Linked DNA regions of Homo sapiens: region 1 is linked to region 2. A link is an interaction called in ENCODE POLR2A ChIA-PET data of the cell type or tissue named here. Cell type or tissue: Panc1. All regions are shown on one strand. Region 1 has its middle 9.7 kb from the start of GNA11. Region 2 holds the start of TLE2 (TLE family member 2, transcriptional corepressor).

Evidence for each region. Peaks named below come from ENCODE experiments on the same cell type or tissue, not always from the same donor. Only the 100,000 strongest peaks of a DNase experiment are listed, where the experiment ranks them.
Region 1: POLR2A ChIA-PET joins it to region 2 with 7 read pairs; 13 of 35 experiments call an interaction of 5 or more read pairs at or near these places.

The regions. Positions count from the first base shown.
Region 1 is chr19:3,082,177-3,087,176 of GRCh38, forward strand. No RefSeq gene overlaps it. Among named protein-coding and RNA genes, the nearest start is that of GNA11, 9.7 kb to the right of the region's middle. In Panc1, no CTCF peak of the experiment used is centred here; no DNase peak of the experiment used is centred here.
Region 2 is chr19:3,028,305-3,033,304 of GRCh38, forward strand. It overlaps TLE2 (TLE family member 2, transcriptional corepressor), which reads right to left and starts at 976. Exons shown (of 20, transcript NM_003260.5): 1 at 577-976; 2 at 402-499; 3 at 15-78. The coding sequence starts at 600. In Panc1, no CTCF peak of the experiment used is centred here; no DNase peak of the experiment used is centred here; H3K4me3 peaks cover 580 bases.

The DNA.
Region 1 (5,000 bases), 54 kb after region 2:
GCCAAGGCTAGAGTGCAGTGGTGCAATCATAGCTTACTACACCCTCAGCCTCCCAGGCTCAAGCAATCCTCTCACCTCAGCCTCCTGAGTAGCTGGGACTACAGGTGCATGCCACCACACGTGGCTACTTTTTAATGTTGTATTTTTAGTAGAGATAGGGTCTCGATATATTGCTCAAGCTATTCTTGGACTCCTGGGCTCAAGCGATTCTCCAGCTTCAGCCTCCCAAAGTGCTGGGATTACAGGTGTGCGGCACTGGGCCTGGCCAAGCAACTTTCCATGTGCCCGTTGGCCTACGGAAATTTTTATCACTACGCTTATTTCACCGATGAAGAGATGGAGATTCAGAGAGGGCAAGTCTCCCCCTGAAAGTCACACAGCTTGGGGAGGGTGTGCTGGATGAGAACCAGAGAGCCGGACTCCCAGCTTCCAGCAGCATAAACCACGGCTGTTGTTAGTATGGAGTGTAGGCGTCTGTACTGACATGTCTTCATTTCTGTTGGCAAAATACCTAGGAATGAAATGGCTGGATCCTGTTTATTTATTCAAAATAAATATAAATAGATACTGTTTATATTATTTATTTATCTATCTATTTATTTATTTAATATTATCTTTTTCAGAAGGAGTCTCACTCTGTTGCCCAGGCTGGAGTGCAGTGGCATGATCTTGGCTCACTGCAACCTCTGCCTCCCTGGTTCAAATGATTCTCCTGCCTCAGCCTCCTGAGCAGCTGGGACTACAGGCGTGTGCCACCATGCCTGGCTAATGTTTGTATTTTTAGTAGAGACGGGGTTTCACTGTGTTAGCCAGGATGGTCTCGATCTCTTGACCTCGTGATTTGCCCACCTCGGCCTCCCAAAGTGCTGGGATTACAGGCGTGAGCCACCGCGCCCAGCCACTTTTGTATTTTTAGTAGAGATGGGGTTTCATCATGTTGGCCAGGCTGGTCTCGAACTCCTGAGCCCAAGTGATCCACCCACCTCGGCCTCCCAAAGTTCTGGATTTACAAGTATGAACCACGGCCAGCCCTAGATCCTGTTTAAATTTTTTTTTTTTTGAGACGGAGTTTTGCTCTTGTTGCCCAGGCTGGAGTGCGATGGTGCAATCTCGACTCACCGCAACCTCCGCCTCCCAGGTTCAAGCGATCCTCCTACCTCAGCCGCCCGAGTAACTGGGATTACAAACATGCGCTACCATGCCCAGCTAATTTTTGTATTTTTTTAGTAGAGACGGGGTTTCTCCATGTCAGTCAGGCTGGTCTCGAACTCCCTACCTCAGGTGATCCACCCACCTCGGCCTCCCAAAGTGCTCGGATTACAGGCGTGAGCCACAGCGCTCAACTGATCTTGTTTAAATTTTGAAGAATCCGGCCGGATGCGGTGGCTCACACCTGTAATCCCAGCACTTTGGGAGGCCGAGGCGGGCGGATCATGAGGTCAGGAGATTGAGACCGTCCTGGCTTACACGGTGAAAGCCCGTCTCTATTAAAAAATGCAAAAAACATTAGCCGGGCGTGGTGGCGGGCGCATGTAGTCCCAGCTACTCAGGAGTCTGAGGCAGGAGAATGGCGTGAACCTGAGAGGCGGAGCTTGCAGTGAGCCGAGATCACGCCCCTGCACTCCAGCCTGGGCAACAGAGCAAGACTCCGTCTCAAAAAAATATTTTTTTAAATAAAGAATCTGCTAGACTTTTTTCCAAAGTAGCCGCACTATTTCACATTCCCACCAGTCATGGAGGAGAATCCCAGTTGCTTCCTTTTTTTTTTTGTTTGGTTTTAGATCAGGGGTTCTCGTTTTGTGTGCCAGGCTGGAGTGCAGTGGTGCGATCATACCTCACTGCAGCCTCAAACTCCTGGGCTCGATCGATCTTCCCACCTCAGTCTCCCAAGAAACTGAGACCACAGGCATGCACCACCATGCCTTACTCATTTATTATTTTTTGTAGAGATGGGGTCTTGCTGTGTTGCCCAGGCTGCTCTTGAACTCCTGAGCTTAAGTGACCCTCATGCCTTGGCCTCCCAAGTAGCTGGGACCAGAGGCATGTGCCACCATGCCCAGCTTGACCATTTTTTAAATTTTTTATTTCTGAGACAGAGTCTTGCTCTGTCCCCCAGGCTAGAGTGCAATGGCGCCATCTCTGCTCGCTGCAACCTCCGTCTCCTGGGTTCAAACAATTCCCCTGCCTCAGCCTCCCGAGTAGCTGAGATGACAGGCACCCGCCACCATGCCTGGCTAATTTTTGTATTTTTAGCAGAGACGGGGTTTCACCTCGTTGGCCAGGCTGGTCTCAGGTGATCCACCCGCCTTGGCCTCCCAAGGTGTTGGGATTACAGGCGTGAGCCACCAAGCCTGGCCTGATGATTTTCTTTTTTCTTTTTCTTTTTTTAATTTTTGAGACAGAGTCTTGCTCTGTCGCCCAGGCTGAAGTGCAGTGGCGTGATCTCGGCTCACTACAACCTCGGCCTGCCGGGTTCACACCATTCTCCCGCCTCAGCCTCCTGAGTAGCTGGGATTACAGGTGCCTGCCAACATGCCTGGCTAATTTTTGTATTTTTAGTAGAGACGGGGTGTCATTATGTTGGCCAGGCTGGTCTTCAACTCCTGACCTCAGGTGATCCACCCGCCTCGGCCTCCCAATGTGCTGGGATGACAGGCGTGAGCCACCACGCCGGCTGATTTTCTTTATGGCAGGCAATGAGTGCTCATTTTCCACCCTGAGGCCTGGAGGGGCTGGTGTTTGGGTGCGGAGGGTCCTGCCCCCTGACTCCGGAGCTGTAGTTCTGGCAATAGGTGCCCTTGCACCCTGCCTGTCCTCAGCCTGGGTCCCCATCACCTTTGTCCTCGCTCGCAGCTCTGTGCCAGGAAATGGCCTTGTTCTCACCCCGGGCCCTCATAAAATCCAGTTCCTCAAGGTCCAGGAGGCCAAGGCCACAAGGAAGGGAGGAGGCCGTGGGGAGCTGAGGAGGGAGGGAGGGGCCGCCAACGCCATGAAGGCACTGCTGTGAGTGTGGACTTTGTCACTCTGAGCCTCTGGGTGGGGACGCTGGAGTCAGTATTCAGCTCCGGGTTGGGGCCCAGGGTCAACTCCCCATCTCTGGATGGGCCTCAGTTTCCCCATCTTCCCCACAGGAGGCTTTCTGTGTCCTGGCCCAGTTCCCGGCACACAGTAGGCACTGAGAACGGAAGACCCCCCATGATGTTGTTGTTTCTTTTCTTTCTTTCTTTCTTTTTTTTTTTTTGAGACGGAGTTTTGCTCTTGTTGCCCAGGCTGGAGTGCAATGGCGCAATCTCAGCTCACTGCAACTTCCACCTCCAGGGTTCAAGCGATTCTCCTGCCTCAGCCTCCCAAGTAGCTGGGATTACAGGCGTACACCACCACGCCCAGCTAATTTTGTGTTTTTAGTAGAGACGGGGTTTCTCCATGTTGAGTCTCGTCTCGAACTCTTGACCTCAGGTGATCCGCCTGCCTCAGCCTCCCAAAGTGCTGGGATTACAGGCGTGAGCCACCACGCCTGGCCTGTTTCTTTTCTTTCTTTCTTTTCCCCCTCCCCTCCCCTCTCCTCTTCTACTTTCCTTTCCTTTTCCTTCTTTTCTTTATTTTTTTGAGAAGGAGTCTCACTCTGTTGCCCAGGCTGGAGTGCAGTGGCGCAATCTCGGCTCACTGCAACCTGTACCTCCCGAGTTCAAGTGATTCTCCTGCCTCAGCCTCCTGAGTAGCTGGGATTACAGGTGCCCACCACCATGCCCAGCTAATTTTTGTATTTTTTGGTAGAGACAGAGTTTTACCATGTTGGCCAGGCTGGCTTCAAACTCCTGACCTCAAGTGATCCGCCCGCCTTGGCCTCCCAAAGTTCCAGGATGACAGGCGAGAGCCAATGCGCCTGGCCTTTTCTTTTCTTTTTCTTTCTGCCAGGGTCTCACTCTGTCACCCAGGCCGGAGTGCAGTGGCACAATCACAGCTCACTGCAGCCTCAAACTCCTGGCCCCAGCAATCCTCCCACCTCAGACTCCCAAAATGCTGGGATTGCAGGCGTGCATCAATACACCCAGCTAATTTTTAAATTTTTTTTCTTTCTTTTTTTTTTTTTTTTTGAGATGGAGTCTCGCTCTTTCACCCAGGCTGGAGTGCAGTGGCGCGATCTCGGCTCACTGCAGGCTCCGCCCCCTGGGGTTCACGCCATTCTCCTGCCTCAGCCTCCCATGTAGCTGGGACTACAGGCGCCCGCCACCTCGCCCGGCTAATTTTTTGTATTTTTAGTAGAGACGGGATTCACCGTGTTAGCCAGGATGGTCTCGATCTCCTGACCTCATGATCCGCCCACCTCGGCCTCCCAAAGTGCTGGGATTACAGGCTTGAGCCACCGCGCCCGGCCTAATTTTTAAATTTTTTTGTAGAGATGGGGTTTTGTGGTGATGTCCAGGCTAGGCTCCAACTCCTGCCCTCTAACTATCCTCCTACCTCAGCCTTTTGAAGTGCTGGGATTACAGGCGTGAGTCGCTGAGCCTGGCCCCAACTGTTGTTCCTGCTCCCCACTGGATCTCCTCCCAACAATGCCCAGGACAGCCCTGCAGCCAGGAGGGGGTTTCCACGGAGTTTCTTTTATTATTATTATTATCTGAGACTGAGTCTCGCTCTGTCGCCCAGGCTGGAGTGCAGTGGCACAATCTCTGCTCACTGCAAGCTCCGCCTCCTGGGTTCATGCCATTCTCCTGCCTCAGCCTCCAAAGTAGCTGGGACCACAGGCACCCGTCACCAGGCCTGGCTAATTTTTTTGAATTTTTTTAGTGGAGACAGGGCTTCACTGTGTTAGCCGGGATGGTCTCGATCTCCTGACCTTGTGATCTGCCTGACTCAGCCTCCCAAAGTGTTGGGATTACAGGCGTTAGCCACTGCGCCCGGTCCACGGAGTTTCTTTAATAAATGCTCAAGGCTGGGCGCGCTGGCTCATGCCTGTAGTCCCAGCACTTTGGGAGGCCGAGGTGGGGAGGTCACGAGGT
Region 2 (5,000 bases):
ATAAGTGCCCTCACCATGACATAATGTCGCTGCATTTCCGTCTTCTCGCTGGCCAGCTTCTCACATTCTAGCTTGAGGCTGAGAAGAAGAGAGAGGGCAAGGGGCTCCCACCCGCCCCATGTGGGCCGGCTTCCAAAGTGAGAGGCTGGATCTCCCCCTCCCGACTTCCTTACAGACCTCCCCCCACCTCCTGTCCCAGTCCCTCCCCGCCCCTTCCTGGGCTCCAAATGCCCCAGCTCTGACTGTCCCCAGACCCCTCTGCACCTGCGCTTCCACCTGGAGGCCTTTGTCGCGCCCCCCCTCCAACCGGGAGCCCCTCCTCCCCGCCCTATACCCCGGAGGCCTCGCCCCGCCCCGGCGCCCAGGTGAACTCCCGCGGCCCCTGGGGCGGCCCCCCTCACCTGTGGTATTGAGCCTGAAGAAACTGGAATTCTTCTTTGATGCGGTCGCAGATCTCCAAGATCGAGAACTTGAAGGGCTGGCCGGACTGGAGCGGGGTCTGGGGGGGGTGTGGGGGAAACGTCAGGGTCTGAGTTCCCGGACACTGGGGGCCCCCTCCCCGCAGTCCGCACTCACCGGGTGCCTTCCCTGGGGGTACATCCTGCCGATCCGAAAAGCCCCCCAGGCGCCACCAGAGCTTGATGATATGGAGGCGGCAAGAGTGGGGGAGGCTGAAGTGGGGTGGTGGGGAGGCTGCCCGAAGAAAGAGGGAGGAGGGAGAAGCGGCGCGGGGCAAGGGACCCTGGAGTCCCTGGCGCGCCCCCAAGCGCGCGCGCCCGGGGTCGTGGGAGCCCCTCCCCGGGTTGGGGTGCGCGGGGCGAGCGGGGCGGGCAGGGGCAGCGGCCGGGGCGGGAGCGCGGCGAGGGCGGCCGCGGCAGCCGGCGCAGAAGGTCGGGCGCGCCGCGGCCGGGTTTCGGTGGCGGCGGCGCGGGCGGCGGGCCCCGCGCGGAGCCGCCTCCCTCCGGCGGGGCTCGGCCGGGAGCCGCGGGCTGAGCCGCCTTAAGGTGGCGCCGCCGCCCCCACGCGCCCGCGGCCCGCCCCGCGCCCACCCCCGCGCACCGCCCCTCCCCGCGCCCGCGCCCCCCCCGGCCCCCGGGCACCCGCCCCCTTCCTTCAGTCCCTGGGCCGTTGGGGAAACTGAGGCCGGGTGGGGAGGCGCCCAGTGCCTTAAAACAGGGTCCCCACCCCCTCCCGGAGGGGCGGGAGAAGAAAAACCAGTGAAGAAATTCACACCGTGTTACCCACCGTGGGAGCGGGGGGGGGGGCTTGCGGGGAGCGGGGACCAGTCTGGAGTCGGAAATGGCTTTTCTGAGCAAGTGACATTGGGTTGAGATTGAAGGGTCAGCAGGACGCAGCCTTGCCAAGCGCTGGCAGGGAACCCTGCCAGAAAGGGAATCTCACAGCAAACACTGCTTCCCAGATCATGCCGGGCCCTCGCCCTCTGGGGGCCTCAGTAGTCTCTGCAAAAGGTCAGGGGTGGTGCGCTATCTTTAGGGTTTAATTTTTTGCAGAGATAGGGTCTCCCTGTGTTGCCCAGGCTGGAGTACAGTGGGGCAATCATGGCTCACTGCAGCCTCGAACTCCTGGGCTCAAGCGATCCTTCCCCCTCAGCTTCTCCAGTAGCTGGGACTACAGGTGTGCACCACCACGCCCAGCTAATTTTTTAATTTTTTGCAGAGATGGAGTAGGGGGGCGTCTCACTATGTTGCCCAGGCTGGTCTTGAACTCCTGGACTCAAGCCTCTCTCTTCGGCCTTCCAAAGTGCTGGGATTACGGGCGGGAGCCACCGCACTGGGCACTGCACTTAAATGAGATAGTGCATGAACGCTGTCAGCCTCTCCCTACACAGAGCAAACTTCCACAGATGGGAATTGTGTTCCTACTGCCATCACCAGTGGACTGGGCTGTCTCCCCTCTCAGACTGGGTTTCTTGAAGGCAGGAGCCGTGTCCCACTCAGAACTGGAAGAACCACAGCTCTGCCATCAGACTCAAGTCTCTCCCACGGCAAAGGCTCCAGCCCCGACCAGAGACCACAGACATCCAGCCAGCATCCTTCAGGCCCACCCGGGGAGTGGGAAGTTCTTATTCTCTTTGGAGAAACCTCAGGAGAGGTTTGTGAAGTCAATCAACAAACGTGTACTAAATGCATACTGTGGACCACACACTGCTGTAGACACTGGGGCACAGCTGGGAACAAAACAGAGAAAAATCCATGCCCCTTGATGACACTTGGACTTGTGTCCTTAGGTGATCGAGTACCTAATGGTACCTAAGGGTTAGGGTTACAAAAACCCATTTTGTACCCTTACAAAAGGGCACAAGAGCCCTTATCAATGGGCCAGGGGTGGTGGGTCATGCCTGTAGCTCCAGCACTTTGGGAAGCTGAGGAGGGAGGATCGCTTGAGCCCAGGAGTTCAAGACCAGTGTGGACAACACCGCGACAATACAAAAAAACATTTTTGTGTTTTTTGTATCTCTACAAAAAATACAAAAATAATTAGCCAGGCATGGTGATGCACACCTGTGGTCCCGGCTACTTGGGGGGCTGAGGCGGGAGATACCTGAGCCCCAGAAGGTCAAGGCTGCACTGAGTTGAGATCACATCACTGCACTCCAGCCTGGGTGACAGAGCAGGACCTTGTCTCAAAAAAAAAAAAAAAAAGCCCTTATCAAATTTAAAGCCATCGTTTTCCAGCCCACAGATATTTACAGAGCACCTATGACGTGTCAGGCATCCTTCCAGGCACAGGGATTGTAAGGGTGGATAAGGGAGACAGATCCCTGCCCTCTCTGAGTTTGTGGGATGTGAGTGACAGGCTAGGCAGGTTCACAGCTTGGTAATTATGGGACTATTTGTACAGACAGAGGAAGAGTTTAGAGGGCAGTGATAGAGATGAACAAAAGCAAACCTGCTTATGTGGGGTGTCTGGGAGAGGACCCTTGGGGGAGGGTAGCCTTGGAGATGAGACCTGAACGATGAGGTTGGGCAGCTCTGGGAAGGGAGGAAAAGAGACACAGCCTGGGATAAAGATACAATTGTGTGTGTGTGTGTGTGTGTGTGTGTGTGTGTGTGTGTGTGTGTAGTACTCACTAGCTCCCTATTGCCCTCAAAATAAATCCAAACTCATCTCTCTTCCCACAAGGCTCTTCACAAAACTCTTCCCCTTTTCCCCTTCACCATCTCTTTATGTTTTGTTTATTGTTTATAGAGACAAGGTCTCACTGTGTTGCCCAGGCTGGTCTTGCATTCCTGGGCTCAATCGATCCTCCCACCTCGGCCTCCCAAAGCACTGAGATTACAGGCATGAGCCACTGCACCCGGCCAGCCAGCTTCATGATCTCAACTCCGGTCATTTTCGCCCTCACTCACTCTGCCCAAGTCACACTGGCCTCACACCAGGCACAGTCCAGCCTCAGGGCCATTGCACTTTCTGTTCCCTGTACCTGGAATGCTTTTCCCTTGCTTCTTATCATTCAAGTCTCAGCTCAAAAGCTACCTCCTCAGAACGGCCCCTCCTAGCCACCCATTTCAACAGCTTCTGCCCACCCCGTTATTTTCACACTCTCCATCCTATTCTCCCTCTCTTCCCAGCTCCTACCATAGTGTGTGGCTTTTTGTTTGTTTTTGTTTTTGTTTTTTGAGACGGAGTCTTGCTCTGCTGCCCAGGCTGGAGTGCAGTGGCGCGATCTCGGCTCACTGCTGCAACCTATGCCTCCCGGGTTCAAGCGATTCTCCTGCCTCGGCCTCTGGAGTAGCTGGTATTACAGGCTCCCGCCGCCATGCCCAGCTAATTTTTTTTGTATTATTAGTAGAGACGGATTCACCATGTTGGCCGGGCTGGTCTTGAATTCCTGACCTCAGGTGATCCACCTGCCTCGGCCTCTCAAAGTGCTGGGATTACAGGCGTGAGCTACCATGCCTGGCCTTCGGTTTTTTTGTTTTTGTTTGTTTTGAGACGGAGTCTCATTCTGTCGCTGGAGTGCAGTGGCGTGATCTCGGCTCACTGCTGCAACCTCTGCCTTCTGGGCTCAGGTGATTCTCCTGCCTCAGCCTCCCGAATAGCTGGGATTACAGGTGCCCACCACCACGCCTGGCTAATTTTTATGTTTTTAGTAGAGACCGGCTTTCGCTATGTTGGCCAGGCTGGTCGCAAACTCCTGACCTCAGATGATCCACCCTCCTTGGCCTCCCAAAGTGCTGCGATTACAGGCTTGAGCCACCGTGCCCAGCCCACAGTGTGTTTTGGATGTGAGTATGTTTACTCGGAGGTTGTTCGCGTCCTTGTTTGTCTCCCTCACCACGAAGAAGGCTGTGGAGGGACTGAGCCTGTCTAGGTCTCTGCGGGGCCTGGCACACAGTAAGTGCTCAATAACCAGCCTAAAGCCAGAAACCGCCGGCCACACTCCCTGCTTGGAAATTCTCACAAACAGGGAGCGCCATCATTCTACGCTGTCAAGAGTCCGTGATTCCAGGTTCTTGGGGGTCTGTGAAGTGCTGATTCCAAACCCTTTCCGGCAGGTGTTTCACTGCTCCTGGGAGGCCAACATCTCCCCTGCCTGGACCTTGAGCATACATGGTAGCCTCTGTCCTCATTGTCTGCAACTGTCCACCCCACATCTTCCTTCTTGTTGGTTGTTTTTTTTTTTTGACGGAGTCATGCTCTGTCGTCCAGGCTGGAGTGCAGTGGCACGATCTCGGCTCACTGCAACCTCCGCCTCCCAGTTTCAAGCGATTCTCTTGCCTCAGCCTCTCAAGTAGCTGGGATTACAGATCTCGGCTCACTGCAACCTCCGCCTCCCAGGTTCAAGTGATTCTCCTGCCTCAGCTTCTCGAGCAGCTGGGATTACAGACATACACCAAGCCTGGCTAATTTTTTTTTTTAATGGAGTCTCACTCTGTCGCCCAGGCTGGAGTGCAGTGGTGCCATCTCAGCTCACTGCAAGCTCTGCCTCCCAGGTTCACACCATTCTCCTGCCTCAGCCTCCCAAGTAGCTGGGA